2 separate regions of the Homo sapiens genome follow, and region 2 is linked to region 1. A link is a loop called in an ENCODE intact Hi-C map of the cell type or tissue named here. Cell type or tissue: endothelial cell of umbilical vein. All regions are shown on one strand. Links, peaks and the distances in the headings refer to the core of each region. The heading gives the core; the rest is flanking DNA.

Region 1 (8,347 bases), core at 70-8,069:
GGTCTGCCCTTGAACTCTATACTGGCCCCAGGGTATCCCAGGATTGTCAGAAAGGCCTGGCCAGGATTCACCTGGGAGAGGGATCAGCATCTCTGCAAAGTTGTTGGATTGAAAGAACTTTCATTTTGAGCTACATCATTGAAGAGCTTTAAATCTGAAAATAAGAAAGACGTTGAACCCTATTACTCACATCTCTTTGTCATTTGAAGCAGATCCCGAACCACTCAAAAGGACAAAACAAGGAAATAGCAATGAAATTGGATTCAGTGAATGGGGTAAGGGTATTAAGTGTCTGAAATATAAGAGATAAAAAAATTAGTTTTTACCTTTTTTTCTATTTTCTAAATGTTTTGGTGGCTAGAATAAGATATACTTTGAACTCAAGAGCAATAAATGTTAATATATTAAAAGTAGCTTTATGAAATATGGAAAGTATCTTTATTTCAAAATACTTCAAAGTAATCATCTGAATATTTATCAGAAATATTAAGACAACTTATTAAATCCTGTATTAAAATGATTGCTTATTACTTTTTGTTTATACTAGTCAGAAGTGATTCTCTTCCACATTTTAGATTTTTCAGAGTAAAAAGGATATAATTTTAGACTTTCAATTGAATATAAACTGGGGTTTTTCCACACGATTTGTGGACATGGCTGTCTGATGGTGACTCTTAGGTATTTATGCTAAAAATGTTATTTTGGGGATCCTTGGGAATGGACTCTGATATTTATTTATTTATTTATTTATTTATTTATTTATTTATTTATTTTGAGGCGGAGTTTCACTCTTGTTGCCCAGGCTGGAGTGCAATGGCACCTTGCCGGCTCACCGCAACCTCCGCCTCCTGGGTTCAAGCAATTCTCCTGCCTCAGCCTCCTGAGTAGCTGAGATTACAGGCATGCGCCACCACGCCCGGCTAATTTTTTTATATTTTTAGTAGAGACGGGGTTTCTCCATGTTAGTCAGGCTGGTCTCGAACTCCCGACCTCAGGTGATTCACCCACCTCGGCCTCCCAAAGTGCTGGGATTACAGGCATGAGCCACCATGTCCGGCTGGACTCTGATATTTATATTCACATTATTGGCCAGTAGGGAACTGATATCTGACTCAAAAATTAGTAGGATATGAAATCCTTCATTCTATCCATGAGCTTGTTATTCTTGAGAAAAAAATTTACTTTGAGAGTCTGAGGAATGATAAGTTTGTTACATTCCGGAATCTAGTTTTGGTGTTGTGTCCATCCTTTAGATAGGGTGCAGCTCTGTTTTACCATAGCAACAACTAACTTTTATTTCCATAGCCACTGACTGCACTCCTGACCCTGCCAACCATCTTGCAAATACATCCTCTTGCTTAGAAGAACCAGGGGAGGGGTGGGGCATGGTGGTTCATGCCTGCAATCCCAGCACTTTGGGAGGCTGAAGCGGGCAGATCACTTTGAGCTCAGGAGTTCAAGACCAGCCTGGGCAAAATGGCGAAACCGTCCCTTAAAAAAAAAAACAAAATCGCATCACTATACTCCAGCCTGGGAAACAGAGTGAGACCCTATCTCAAAAGAAAAAAAAAAAAAAAAAAAAGGGCCAGGCACAGTGGCTCACGTCTGTAATCCCAGCACTTTGGGAGGCTCAGACGGGCAGATCACCTGAGGTCAGGAGTTCGAGACCAGCCTGACCAACATGGTGAAACCCCATTTCTACTAAAAATAAAAAATTAGCCAGGCATGGTGGAATGCGCCTATAGTCCCAGCTACCAGGGAGGCTGAGGCAGGAGAATCACTTGAACCAGGGAGGCAGAGGTTGCAGTGAGCCAAGATCACGCCACTGCACTTCAGCCTGGATGACAGAGTGAGACTCTGTCAAAAGAAAAGAAAAGAAAAAAGAGAGGGAGAGAAAGAAGAGAAAGAGACGGAGGGAGGGAGGAAAGAAGGAAGGAAAAGAGAGAAAAAGAGAAGGAAGGGAGAGAGGGAGGGAGGGAGAGAGAGAGGAAGGGAGGGAGGGGAGGAAGAGGAGGAGGAAGAAAGAAAAGAAGGGCAACAACCAGGGGAAGAATATGGATGAATCAGTCCAAATTTATCATCATCACTGTGCCTTTCTGGTGACAGGTCAGTGGTGATAATGCTCTTTGAGGATGACTCCCTGCAGTACTAACGGAAGCACAAAAGTGCCAGAACTGGATGACAGCTCACTTATTTCAGGCTAGAAAAAAATCTGGGCACACTAGGGTGAATGATAAGCTCCTTGGCATGCTAGCCAAAATCAGCTTAAAAGAGGGCTACCTGGGTACAAGAGAACCCTTATTTTGGGTTGAAAAGCAGAAGCTTCCCAAGAGGGAAGATACACTGAAGCTGAAGGTGTGGCAGTCCCCCCAACCAATTAGACTGGGGATGAAGGCTGCTTAGTTGGACTAGGAAAAGTAATGGATACTGGATTCCAGAGTGGGCAATGTTGGGAGGAGCAAGGTAGAATGTGATTTAAAGGGACTAAGAAATTTTGGGCTGAGCTAGGCTATAGGAGAATGGTAGACAGACCTGAGGATTTTGCTGGGCTGTGTCAGTCTGGGTTATAGAAGTGGGTGGAAATTACAACTAAGGGACTTGGAGATGAGGGGAGGTAAGAAGACAGATCTGATGGTATTGAGGTAGGGGCTGCTAAGAGAAGCATCAAACAGGAGGGCTAGCCCAGGTTTGAGCTGGACACTCCACTGACAGTTCTAAAGCAGAAAATTAGGGAAGGAATAGTCAGGGGCTTATCAGCTATGCAGTAGCTTCTAGAAGTCAACAGCTGGCTCTGGGAGGGAAAAGATTGAGAAAAACAAAAGAAATAAATAAGAGCAGAAGGTATAGGGGAAAAGGTAGGGGTGAGAGTTATCAGTCTGGTTAGAGCTGGGCTAAACATTTAGTCTTACCATCAGTTTAAAAGCACCTGGACCAGTTAGTTGCTGTACAGGCAAAGTCAAAGGGAGAAGCCTGGCCTCTCTCTACTCAGTCAAGGTTCATGACTTTAGGAGACTGCAATGAACCAGGCATACCAGGAAAGGAAAAGGTTAACTGAGGTTGAAAAAAAAACTTTATGTGGCACTTTTAAACAAGCAGGTTGGTTTGGCTTGTGTGACTATGATGGTGCCTGATTTTGAGCAGAGCAATTTGTGTTGTGACATTTTAAAATCCATTCTGGCACTTGGTGATGAATGTGTTGGCTGGCAGCTAAGAACTTGCTAGAATGCAAGTATGCAAGTCTTCACCATTTATAATCGACACTTCCTTTCCAGGAAAGAGCCTTTCTAATCTTTGAATCAGTGGATTTATCAATTTGCATAAAATATGCCATCCTCAATGAACACATTTATCATCTACCACTTAACTTTCCTTCTGTTAAAAAAAAAAAAAAAGCAGAATCACCTTCCTGTGAGTCAGCAGCTTTAAATTCAGCTGTGCTGGGTGAAGCTGTTAAGGGTAGGAAGGAGCCATCACTAGAAGGGGGAGAAGCAGGAATAAAATGATCTTTTCTATTTCCATGATTTTTTATGTTTCTGTTTAAATGGTTAAATACCCAATTAGGTTAGATGCTAATTAAATGTAAAATTACTGGGCTGTTCCAATATGCATGTTAAAGTTGTACTTCTTGGTTGTTTGTAATTTACCTAACTCTTGAGAGATCATCAGAGCAGCCCAGCTGAGTTTAAAGAAGGCTTCCAACTGCCCAGGATATGCATCAGTTCCTGAACAAAAAAAGAACACCCCAGGATCAACAGAAGCTACTATCAAATCCTTCAAACACTACATGCACCACATGCTCACATTTGTCCTATTTTTGCTACTATTTATCCACAAAAAAGCCAAGCCTGAACTCCTTCTTGAGGCCAAAACTTAAAAATATACCAAATGAATCAGTTCAAAATTTTACAAATTTGGTTTGGCTTAATCATAACTGATTCTTCATACTATTGACACCGTTGATTCTTCACACTATAGATACCACTCACTAAAATTACAACTCAGTCACCTCTTCCCATATACCATATTTCATTAAAATCAATGTAAGATAAGAAATGGTTACCAGATGCCATCGTTTCAGACCAAACCATATGTCAAATTTTGAATAAACCTAACAACATCTGATTGGTTAAGTAGCATACCTAGATTTATTAAAATCACTACACTCCTTTAATGTCTGTAGGAGAACATGCATGCACAAGCACACACACGTTGTGTGTGCATTTATATATATATATATATATATATATATATATATATATGTATATGCTACTGCAAAATTGAAGAGACTTTACCAAGTTCTGTCATTGACAGGGACATTATATATAAAGAATATACATACTGTAATTCACCTCATCAAGAGTTAATTTTATGGCCGGGCACAGTGGCTCACACCTGTAATCCTAACACTTCGGGAGGCAGATCACTTTGAGCTCAGGAGATTTGAGACCAGCCTGGGCAACGTGGCAAAAACCCATCTCTACAGAAAAATACAAAAATGAGCTGGGCGTGGTGACTCCCGCCTGTAGTCCCAGCTGTATACATGGGAGGCTGAGGCTGGAGGATTGCTTGAGCCAGGTAGCAGAGGTTGCAGTGAGCCAAGATTGTACCAGTGCACTCCGCCCTGGGTGACAGAGCAAGACCTTGTTTCAAAAAAAAAAAAAAGAGTTAATTGTACCAGGAACATGTGGTGTCAAAATTTAAAATATGTGAACTCTTTGACCCAGCAATGCTATTTTCAGGGATATATCCTAAGATCATCACCAGCAAAGTATATAAGGATGTGCATGCAAAAATATTCATCATGGCTTTCTTTATACAATGAAAAATTGGAAATAAACTTCTCATTAATGGGATGCTGGTTAAAGAAAATCATTACTGTAATATGCAGCCATCTAAAAGGGTAATTTATATGTATATATATTTACATAAGAAAACCCTCATGTCATATTGCTGAGTAAAAAGAAAGATGTCAATGAGTATTCATGATGTGATTCTATTTATCCTTGCAAATGGTGGAAATTCAATTATATGGTATTTTCTCTCTTTTCTGTTTGTTTTTCATATATGTATATATTTCCTTTGAAATCAGAAAAAAATCAAGCTATTTTCATCAGAGGAAAAAAATCATTACTCTGTATTTCAGTCACACTAAAATAGTCACCCAAGAAGCCAATTGTAGCTCTTTTATTTCTGTGCCTTCTGTTGGAAGGAAAACTGTACATAAACAGACCACATTACAGAGAAAATTTGAATGGATGGTGTCTGGTGCCTAAACCAAAACAGAGGTGAAATATTATACAAACTGAAGAGGATGACTTTATCATAGTGTTTGAAAGAATTCTGTGTGTGTGTGTGTGTGTGTTGTGTGTGTGTAGATACATACTAGTATATTTTCATTACTAACCAAAAACATAATGTAAGTTCCAAATGGCAGCAAAGAATATAATTACCTTTGGCTTTTCTTACATAAGTTACCACCCCATAAATCTTTATGTTAATTTGGAAAAATCTGACCTGAACAGATGGACCTCATGCTGTTCTCTAAAACATGAACAGATTTCTGATCTTCTGGACCAGGAAATGAAGTCAGCACTAAAAGAGAAGACACCATCATCCAGCTCCTAGAATTTCAATCTAAGAATCTGTAATAAAAGCAGTATTTCCCTCTACAGAAATATAGCAAAGTAATATGTTTACATCTTAATGAAATGTACTCTTGATATGATAAAACACAGTGTGATATTTATAGCACTGGTGGTGCTGGCTGTCTGGTCCCTGAACCTCACCAATTTTGGAGAATCCCCTTGCTGTGGTTCTTGGCAGGTAGAGCATTTGGCTTGATGCTCCCAAGTTTCTTATGGAAGGCACATCTCTGGGGCTGACACTCTGTGTGGATAAATCTTCATCTCATTAGTCCAAGGGCCTTTTTTCCATGAGCATTTTCACAGAAGCTGTTTCACAAATCAACTCCATTGGTGTTGAAGACCTAATAAAGGGCTCTCTATCAAGTAATTACAGCACTGAGGTTTGAATTTCTGCTCCACAACCTTCTAGTTGTTTAATTTATGTCGGGAAGAGACTGGTCGATAAGCAGGCCTGAATCTGAGGAAGAATTGGGGCCAAGGAGGTGGCCTGTGAGGTCAGGAGATTGGTTACATAAAAGAAGAATGAGTAAATAGTTAAATATATCGAGGATAATGGAAGCCAGATTTTTTTACCAAGAGAGAAGGAAGTTACAAATAGAATAAGGGTGAAGACTAGAATGAACCCTGTAGTGTTGGAGTAGAGCTAGAGATATTGGAGTAAATTCATGAGTTTTAATATAAATGGACAGAAAGATATATAAATAGATATAGGGGTGTGTGTGTGGGTGTGTGTGTGTGAATTTCCTAGCTCTGTCTGCTAAAATGGCCTAAAAACAGTAACACTCCAGTAGCAATGACCACACCTAGCATCCAGATCTTGGTTCTAAAAATCCATTCTCAAGTAAAAGGAACCAGAGCTCAGTGGAGAAACAGCTGATGAAATAACTGCAATGATTGTGGCAGAAAAAATACCAGAAGAGCCTGAAATGTCTTGCACCCCAAAAAAGTACTCTCAGAATGATACAGAGATGCCAAAAGGACACAGGAGCTGGCTTGAAGGGTATCCCAATGGCTGGAACTGGAGCATTTTCAGCATCAAAACCAATAGTGATAGTAATGGCTTATAATCTATTGGATAAAATAGAAATCCACAAGTCCACGCTGATGGAAATAAGCCAATAAGAAGGGAGAGGAAAAAACTTCTGTACAATAGAATCCCAACTAGTAAATGGAAAACAAATATTGTAATTAGAAAAACTACAATTTGGCAATCATCCTAGTAACAGTTTATGCAAGAATCATAAAATAAGCAAGTGAAACTTTGTTAAGAAACCAGATGTTTACATAGCCTCAAAGTGTCTTCCTACAAAATACTTATTAATTCAAAGGGAAAGAGAATAACTTAACAGTGGAGAAATTATCACCTTAAGCCATCAAAGTTAACATCACCAACAAAAAAACAATATTATGTGCCTTTTAATATGATACATTTGGAAGAATACAATTTCACTTCTATCACATTCCTGCCAAAAAAAAATGTATCACCTGAATCTAATCAAGAAGAAACATCAGACAAACCTAAAATGAGGAACTCTACAAAAAAAAAAAAAAAAGAAAAAGGCCTGAACTCAAAAATGTCAAGGTCACTAAAGATAAGGAAGGATTGAGGAAATGTCACAAATTAAAGATTAAAGAGACATAACAACTAAATGTAATTCATAATCCTGACTTTGATTCTAGACCAAAAGTAAGAAATACTTTTTCAAAAAGGAAATTGTTAGGACAAATGACAAATTTTGAATGTGGTGTGTGGATTAGATAGTGGAATTATATCAATGTGAAATTTCTGATTTTGGTGATAACACTGTGGTTATGCAGGAGAGGGTCCTTGTCTTAAAGGAAAACACTTAAGTAGTTAGGGATAATTGGATATCACCTCTGCAACTTACCTTCGATTGGTTCAGAAAAAGAAAATGAATGGCAAAACAAATGTAAAATGTTTACAATTGGAGAACTTGGGTGAAGAATAATAAGAGAGTTATCTTTTACCCAGGAGTTTGTTGTATTATATTTGCAACTTTTATGTAAGTTTGAAATTACTACAAAATAAGTTACAAAAATGGCAATACCAGTATTTAATTCGTTGGATTTTGGGGAAAAGTACATGAGTTAATATGTGTGGTATGTTTACAACAGAGCTAGACACATAATAAATGCTATATATATATGTTAGCAATGATGGTGATAGTGAGACAGTGGTGGTGGTGATGATGAAGTCCTGAATTTTAAACACACAGGTGCAGTGGCTCATACCTGTAATCCCAGAACTTTCAGAGGCCAAGGCGGGCTGATCACCTGAGGTCAGGAGTTCAAGACCAGCCTGGCCAACATGGTGAAATTCCTCCTCTACTAAAAATACAAAACTTAGCTGGGTGTGGTGGCAGGTGCCTATAATCCCAGCTACTCTTCTGAGGCATGAGAATCGCTTGAACCCGGGAGGCAGAGGTTGCAGTAAGCCAAAATCACGCCACTGCACTGCAGCCTCAGCCACAAGAGTGAAACTCCGTCTCAAAAATAAATAAATAATAAACACACAATTCATCTGAATTGGGATGAGTTGACTCTGGCTCACTTTTCTCCTTTTAGATTTAACAAAGAAATTAAAATAGTATTTACTTGCATCTGACATGCTAACAACAATGTAAATTTGTTTATTGCAATTTAAACACTGTTCATATAATGTTTTATACACTAGTGTCCCC
Region 2 (8,347 bases), core at 17-8,016, 81 kb before region 1:
GGGGTTTCACTGTGTTAGCCAGGATGGTTTCGATCTCCTGACCTCGTGATCCGCCTGCCTCGGCCTCCCAAAGTGCTGGGATTACAGGCGTGAGCCACCGCGCCCGGCCTGGACAGCTATTTATTTGTTTTGGTTTATGTTTCTATTTTTTTTTAAATAATTTAAGGAAAGTATTCAAGAAAAATATATAAGAAAATTGAAAATTCTAATTTTTATCTACCCCCACAACAAAACATACACACACACATGCACACAGGCGCGCACACACACACACACATACACATAGGCATAGACTATATTGCCTGAATCTTTTCATTTTCAGTTTAACAATCTATCCTTAAGATCATTCCACAGCAGCACATGAGACTTCCTTTACTAATACATCTACTACTTCTAACAATTGCAGAGTGCGTCATCATTATGTAAGTAGCACTTTCTTCAACTAGACCTTACTGATGGTCAATGGGTTGTTTGTAATTTTCTGGGATTAAATAGTGCTGCAATGAACAGCCTCATACATGTGTCATTTTGATTTTCTGTTAGTGTACCTTTGGGTTAGAATCATAGAAGAATGCTGAGTTACAGCTAAAGTTTGTATAATTTTGTGAGATACTGCTAAATTCTGTATTCATAAACTATTTTTAAAAACTCCTAACAATATATCAGTGATTATTTCCCCACAGCCTTGCCAACAAACTATGTTGTCAATCTTTTGGATTTTTGCCAATCTAATAGGGGAGAAATAGTATTTCAGAGTTGTAATTTGTATTTCTCTTATTACAGTGATTTCTTTTCCCATATTTAAGGGACATTTACATTTGTTTTTCTGTGTAAAGTGCTTGTTCATATCTTTTCCCCATATCCTAGAATAATGACTCCAACTCCATCAAGTTCCTTACCTGAAAAGGCTCCACATGGCCAGAATTTACCGTTTGTTCCAGCCAAAACCTGGTGATAGGCAGATGGTCACCTGAACCCCCATTTAGAGCAGTTACCTTAGAAAGCTTGAAATTATAAATCCTTTCTCTGTCCCTTTGTGACTTAAATCTTCTACCATCAAGAACTATCTTCCCAAGGACCTGAGAACTACCTCTTTGGAATGCAAACAATCAAAAAGATAACTTTCACTTTTGTTCCCAGTCCCTGGCGAGAGGGTAAGGGCCAAACATTGGTGGGCCTAATTTGTACCACCACCTCCTGTCATAAATAATAAGTTTGTTTCTCTTCCAGATAAATGCCAATAACAAACCCAGATGGCCTACTCACATGGACCACCTATTGCCCTTAAAAACCACTCAGTGGCCGGGCGCGGTGGCTCACGCCTGTAATCCCAGCACTTTGGGAGGCCGAGGCAGGCAGATCACGAGGTCAGGAAACTAAGACCATCCTGGCCAACATGGTGAAACCCCGTCTCTACTAAAATACAATAAAATTAGCTGGGCGTGGTGGTGCGTGCCTGTAGTCCCAGCTACTCAGGAGACTGAGGCAGGGGAATTGCTTGAGTCTGGGAGGCGGAGACTGCAGTGAGCTGAGATCACGCCACTGCACTCCAGCCTGGTGACAGAGACAGACTCCGTCTCAAAACAAAACAAAAAAACCATCTTTCTTTCCCTTAGCAGTGTCTTTCCCTTAGCATACTCAACCTTTAAAAAAGTCTCTTCCCCTTTTGTTTTGGCAAAAGTGAGTTGAGTTCACACTGGACACTCTTCCCTACTGCAATAGTTACTGAATAAAATCTGTCCTTACCATTTTAACTAGTGTCCAGTTTATCTTCGACATCTATAATTCTAGTTATGGACCAACACAAGTACTGGGCTCTCCCAAATTGGACATGCATAGAATATCCAAAGAAGCATCACAAAGGCACTAAGAAATGAAGTACAATATAAACACCACTCAAGCCCCACACATCCCTGCATAAAGCAAAGATGCAAATACCACAGCAAAAGTTTAGAAAATGAAACCAATATTGGAACTACTGCCCACAGTTCCTCCGCTTCCTAGATCCTATGTCTTACTTTTTCTTGCTTTACCCTTCATTTTGCTGGAGCACGTCCTCTAGTTGTTTCCTGAGTTAAAAATATATTGGAATTAAATTTTTTAGAATGCATATCTGAAAGTGATTTTGTTCTCTCATACATGACTGGTAGTTTGGCTATCTATATACAGGGGAGTTACTGTTTAATGGGTACAGAGTTTAAGTTTTGCAAGATGAAGATTATTCTGGAAATAGATGGTTGTACAACAATGTGAATGTACTTAATGCCAATATTTCTAGCCAGGTGAACCAGGAAGAGGAGTCATAAGGGATTAAGGTCCATCTTAACGACCTCATTTTACCTCAGTTACCTCTTTAAAGACACTATATCCAAATATAGTCACATTATGAACTACTGGGGGTTAGGACTTCAATGTGTGAATTTTTGAAGGGACAAAATTCAGTTCATAACATTTGTTTTTACCACAATTTTTTAGAAATTTAAAAATATGATTACAATCAACTATAAGGCCATTTATGTTTAATTCCCATATAGTATATAAGACTTAGATCAATTAATGTACTTACATGTTTGCTGTGTTAATTATGACAATAAATTCATTATGTTACACGTTTTCATAATTGGTGGTTTATATCTAATTGCTCATAATTTAGCAAGATTATTGCTCTTACGTTTGTAGTCACATAATGGCTTCTTTCTTTAGATAAAATGTAATAATCTTCAGATTATAGGATGATGATACTGATCTTGGATCAGTTTATTATAGTTCAGAGGGGTAATAAGTAATATTCTGTAATGCCTAACAAAATAATCATATAGACAGTAATGTCTTATATACCTAAGATATTTATAAGTTTGTCAAAGAAACAGAATTATAGTTGAGGTTTTTTTAAGAGCAAACTTTTTGCTTATCTTTCTTTATTCTCATTCCTTTGCTCTGTCTCCTAGTCTCCACTAACTACTCAATAAACATTTGTTGAGTGAATAAGTGAATGAATTGTGCTATGCACAGCACTTTTGCCTTTGTCATTATTTTGTGCCTTCTCATATTGGGGATGATTTCAAAGTGATATTTCCAAAAGTGGACAGAATTAGATGGAATTTTATTTGACCTACACTATTTTTTAAAAAAAAAGAAGAAAAACTTAATTTTTAAGTAGCCTTTATTTCTGACTAGCCTGTAATTTTTTGTTTTCCCAGTGGTGGGATCTGTTTCATTAGTTGTTTCATTAGTAAGAGTATTTACCAATTAAAATTACTTGATGAGATACTAGGGTTTAAAAAGCTGAAGAGAATAAAATCATCTTATGAATTGCCTTGTCTTTTTGCATTACTTACAGCATATCCAAGTTAGTTAATTGGGGACTTTCTCCCCCTTCATTGTTTACTGTGAGATCTGTACCCCAACCAAACTTCCGGACTTAGTCACTTGGGTATTGTTACTTAGCTGATTCTTATCAGAAGCAGGAAATTGTCAAGTTATGTGTTAAAGTACAACAGAATCTAAAACTGAACAAGAGATTTCCCTTTAGAATTTTATTTTATTGCTAGCTGGTTCCTTACATTTTCCTTAGGGTATAACTACTGACTTGCCAAAAAAGGTCATATTTATCATGACCTATATACACAGCCAACAGTACCCTTCCTCAGTTTACAAATTATACACAATATGACTGATTAAATGATTTGACAAACTTTGTGTCATTAATATATAGCTATACCTATAGAATTTATAAAAGTAGTTTGGGAAAGAACATGTTTTCAGGTGTTTTGTCTAGCATTATTCATGTATTTACATTAGCAGTTCTCTAAGAAAGGGTTACTAAAGTGGATCTCTTAAGGGGTCTACGGAGCCAAAACTATTTTCATAATACTAGGATGTTAATTTCCCTTTTCACTAGAGATTCCAGAGGCTACATGAAATTCAATTACATTGTCAGTATTTGTAAGATCTACAAAACTGTCAATATATATTGAGGAATGATACATAATAGATGGATAAAAATAGGGCCATATATTTTTTTGCTGTTTATTTTACATACAGTAAGATTTTCACTGTTTGTTGTGAATAAAATTTGACAAACATTTAAGAGTTATGTAATCACTGCCACAATCTAAATAAGAAAATAAGAACAGTTCTATCACTCCCCCTCAAGAAAAAAAAAAATTGCTTTATGCTTTGTATTCAAACCCATCCCCAACCATTAATTTGTGACAACTATTGATCTATTTTCTGTCCCTATGTAGTTTTGCCTTTTCCAGAATGTTTTATGCAGACGCTGAGTCTGGCTTTTCCAGTTAACATAATGCATTTGTTTCATTTGTGTTGTGTAAATCAGTAGTTCACTCCTTTTTAGTGCTGAGTAGTCCATTGTACGGACGAACCATCATTTATTTAATGAGAACTTTATAAATTTCAAGAAAAACTAAGTTAAACAAGAAAATAAATTTAATCATAGGAGGTGAGCCAGTAATGAACAATACTCACATGGTTACACGGTCATTAGTGAAAACACTGAATATATATCACTTTATCAAGACAATGAGGCCAAGAAAGGTTACATGAATGAATACAGTTGGCCCTCAGTATCTAAGGCAGGAGTGTCCAATCTTTTGGCTTTCCTGGGCCACAATGGAAGAATTGTCTTGGGCCACACATAAAATACACTAAACTAACGATAGCTGATGAGCTTAAAATAATCACCAAAAAATCTCATCATGTTTTAAGAACGTTTGTGAATTTGTGTTGGGCTGCATTCAAAGCCATCCTGGGCTGCATGCAGCCCGCAGGCCACAGGTTGGATAAGGTTAATCTAAGGGAAATCAGTGCCAGTTTCCTCCTCCCCAATACCAAAATCCAGAGATGCTCAAGTCTCTTATATGAAAATGGCCTAGTACTTGTACATAACCTATGCACAACCTCCTGTATACGTTAAGTCATCTCTAGATTACTTGTAATACCTAATATAATAAAATGTGAATAGTTGTTTCACTGTATTGGGTTTTTTGTTTGTATATTTTAATTAGTGTATTTTTTTTTCCAGAATATTTTTTACCTGTGGTTGGTTGAATCTGTGGATGCAGAACCCAGAGATGTGGAGGGCTGACTGTATCTTCATTTATCTTAATAGAAATGAACTAAGAGATAATATGTATATATTATTTAGATATGTATCTATAAAGAATATCAGAAGAAACCTAGCTATACATTTAGCCAACTCTTGCTGGATCAATAAAACCACCCATCTTTTCACTTTACAAACTCTAAGCTCCCAGAATGCTCCACATAAACAATTTATTTTTAAATGTAATATAAAAACAAACGGCCTGCCTTGAACTCTAAGGGTGTAAAGAACAAAAAGAATAATGATCCTGGGGACAGGCCAGGTGTCAGGTATAAAACAGGACAGATCCAGAGAAGCAACACAAGAAATTTACACCCACTGGTTGTAAGATAGAGACTATGGATTCTGGTCTTATTCTCCTCACAAAGGGTGATGCCAAAAAGGGAAGCACTAATATTTGGTGAGAGCTTACTGATGTATTTGTCATCCATTGCGAAGGTTCTGGGAATTATCTTCCTGAGACATGGAAGCAGAGATTTTACTCAACCTAAACCACCTCTAACTCGTAAGTGCTGTGGGAAAGAACTGTTATAAATAAAGAAACGTGACCTTTACCTAAGGAGAGAGAACTGACCTAGGTAACTTGACCCTCAAAAGTAAAATGGGAGTCACAAACTAGAAACCAGAGGCATGACAGGAAAAGTGTAAGATATGAACTATCCTTTATTTCCCTTTTACTATTATCTCTAAATTGCTTTCATATTTGGTTACATGGGCTATAAGGTGGAGGGCACTAGGAAGATGGTCTAGATTCTCCAATTTTTCAAAAGCTGGAGAAAAACCCCCAAAGGATTGTGAAGGTTAAAACAACTTTAAAGATGCAAAGTAAAATATAGTCTCTGAGATCTGATTCAAGGAAAAAATGAGAATAGGAACCAGGCCAGGCCTGAGAAAGATCTATGAGGCTTAACATGGACAGAGGTGTCCAATCTTTTGGTTTCCCTGGATCATACTGGAAGAAGAATTGTCTCAGGCCACACATAAAATACACTAACGATAGCTGATTAAGCAAAAAAAAAAAAAAAGCTCATAATGTTTTAAGAAAGTTTACAAATTTGTGTTGGGCCACATTTAAAGCTGTCCTGGGCTGCATGCAGCCCATAGGATGGACAAGCTTGACACAGAACATGCCACATTGTTCTCACATAAACTGAACCAATGCTCCACATTTTATACTATGTTTACATATTACATATGAATACATTTGATAAATTACAAATGTACAATATTTCACCTTAGGCAACTTGTTTATCTTACCCTAGTTTTCAGCCCTGTTTGGCTGCCCCTATAAGCAAAATATGCTTATAATATATTTAATTTCCCTCCTAGCCACACACTTGGGTTGTAGCCACTGCTCTGCCGTTAGTGATCACTCAGGGCCTGTCATACCAACCTCCCAGAAACTCCATTTCCTTATCTACAAAATAAGGGAATTGAACTGGATAATATAAAAAAGTCTCTTTTATTGAGTATCAAAATTACAATTTCAATTTTTTGAACTAAACAAACTGTTTTATTTTCTAAGTTTTTCATTACACTAAACCCTCATTCTGATCCTTACCCTTCTAATCTAATTATTATATTTCAGTGTCACTCCAAGTTATACATATTTCCAAAACAACATACACAAACTAACACAGAGAACACTGACTATAATTTCCCCATGCTTTACATTATTAATAAGGTTTAGATTGTGTCATCTCTTCTAGTAAGCATATTCATAAAACCTGAATATGCTTACTTGAAGGTTCTCTCCAAATCTCATGTTGAAATTTGATCCCCATGTTGGAAATGGGGCCTAATGGGAGGTGTTTGGGTTGTGGGAGTGGATACCTCATGAATACATTACTGCCATCCCTCTTGAGTGAGTTCACATACATAAAACCTGTGTTAACCTGAAATATCAGACGTATTTAACTTATGACTAATCATAACATTTGAGAATTTTTCATATTAATTGCTGCACTTAATTCCAATTCCCCCTCATGCCTTCCATGAGCTTATGTCATTTTTAATCACAAAATGGTTTTAGGACTCTACCACTTAGCCCTTGATACAGTTTGGATTTGTGTATCCACCCAAATCTCATGTCGAATTGTAATCTCCAGGTGACTGGAGGTGACTGCGAGGTGACTGGATCATGGGGACAGATTTCCCCCCTTGTTGTTCTGTGATAGCTGTTGTTCCATGATGAATTCTCATGAGACCTGGTTGTTTAAAAGTGTTTGGCTAGGCCGGGCCCAGTGGCTCACACCTGTAATCCCAGCACTTTAGGAGGCCGAGGTGGGCAGATCACCCGGGCTCAGGAGTTCGAGACCAGCATGGCCAACGTGGTGAAACCCTGTCTCTACTAATAATACAAAAGTTAGCCAGGCGTGGTGATGCACACCTGTAATCCCAGCTACTCGGGAGGCTGAGACAGGAGAATTGCTTGAACCTGGGAGGTGGAGGTTGCAGTGAGCCAAGATGGCTCCACTGCACTCCAGCCTGGATGACGGAGTGAGACTCCATCTCAAAAAAAAAAAAACAAAAGCAAAAGTGTTTGGCACCTTCACCTTCACTCTCTTCCTTCTGCTCTGGCCATGCTTCCTATACAGCCTGAGGAAACTGTGAACCTTTTAAACCTCTTTTCTTTATAAATTACCCAGTCTCAAGTAGTTATTTATAGCAACGTGAGAGCAGACTAATACAGCCCTATTAAAGTTTATCATGCCTCCCATTATCATTTTGGCCTATGCAAGCCATAAGACCTACTGGAGTTACAGGGAACCAGTACACTCCGTACATTCTTACTTAAAAATCCTGGGTATAAAAGAACTTTGCAACTTCTACAATATTATTGCATAGGCACATCTTCATACACCTTTCCCTACAATACTTTGTGCTTCTGTGACCTATAATTCAAGAAAAAGTACCACCATAAATCCAGCTGTCTGGATTAATTAATGCTACTACGTCAACCCCCCACAGACCAAATCATGTCCCTTTTATCTTCTCAATAGGACTCAAATGAATCCATGTATCTCCATTCTCACTACTACTACCCCTTAGTAGTAATGTGATCTACTTGATGAAGCCTCCTTAAGGTACGTATTAGTCTGTCTGTGTTGCTACAAAGGAATGCCTGAGGCTAATCTATAAAGAAAAAAGGCTTATTTGGCTCAAAATTCTCATGGCTAGAAAGTTCAAGATTGGGCATCTTCATCTGGTGAGAACCTCAGT

Evidence for each region. Hi-C counts contacts between places; a loop is a spot of excess contacts. Peaks named below come from ENCODE experiments on the same cell type or tissue, not always from the same donor. Only the 100,000 strongest peaks of a DNase experiment are listed, where the experiment ranks them.
Region 2: it touches region 1 in a loop (4-fold over the local background); 1 of 110 quality-filtered maps calls a loop at or near these places.

The regions. Positions count from the first base shown.
Region 1 is chr3:136,834,159-136,842,505 of GRCh38, reverse strand. The region is part of intron 1 of SLC35G2 (solute carrier family 35 member G2); the gene reads right to left. NCK1-DT (NCK1 divergent transcript) reads left to right here. Exons shown (of 3, transcript NR_110177.1): 3 at 1-530. Among named protein-coding and RNA genes, the nearest start is that of SLC35G2, 19 kb to the right of the region's middle. In endothelial cell of umbilical vein, for the core only: no CTCF peak of the experiment used is centred there; DNase peaks (open chromatin) are centred at 3,515 and 3,645; H3K27ac peaks cover 3,204 bases.
Region 2 is chr3:136,915,036-136,923,382 of GRCh38, reverse strand. The region is part of intron 1 of NCK1 (NCK adaptor protein 1); the gene reads right to left. Among named protein-coding and RNA genes, the nearest start is that of IL20RB, 39 kb to the left of the region's middle. In endothelial cell of umbilical vein, for the core only: no CTCF peak of the experiment used is centred there; a DNase peak (open chromatin) is centred at 3,412; H3K27ac peaks cover 2,409 bases.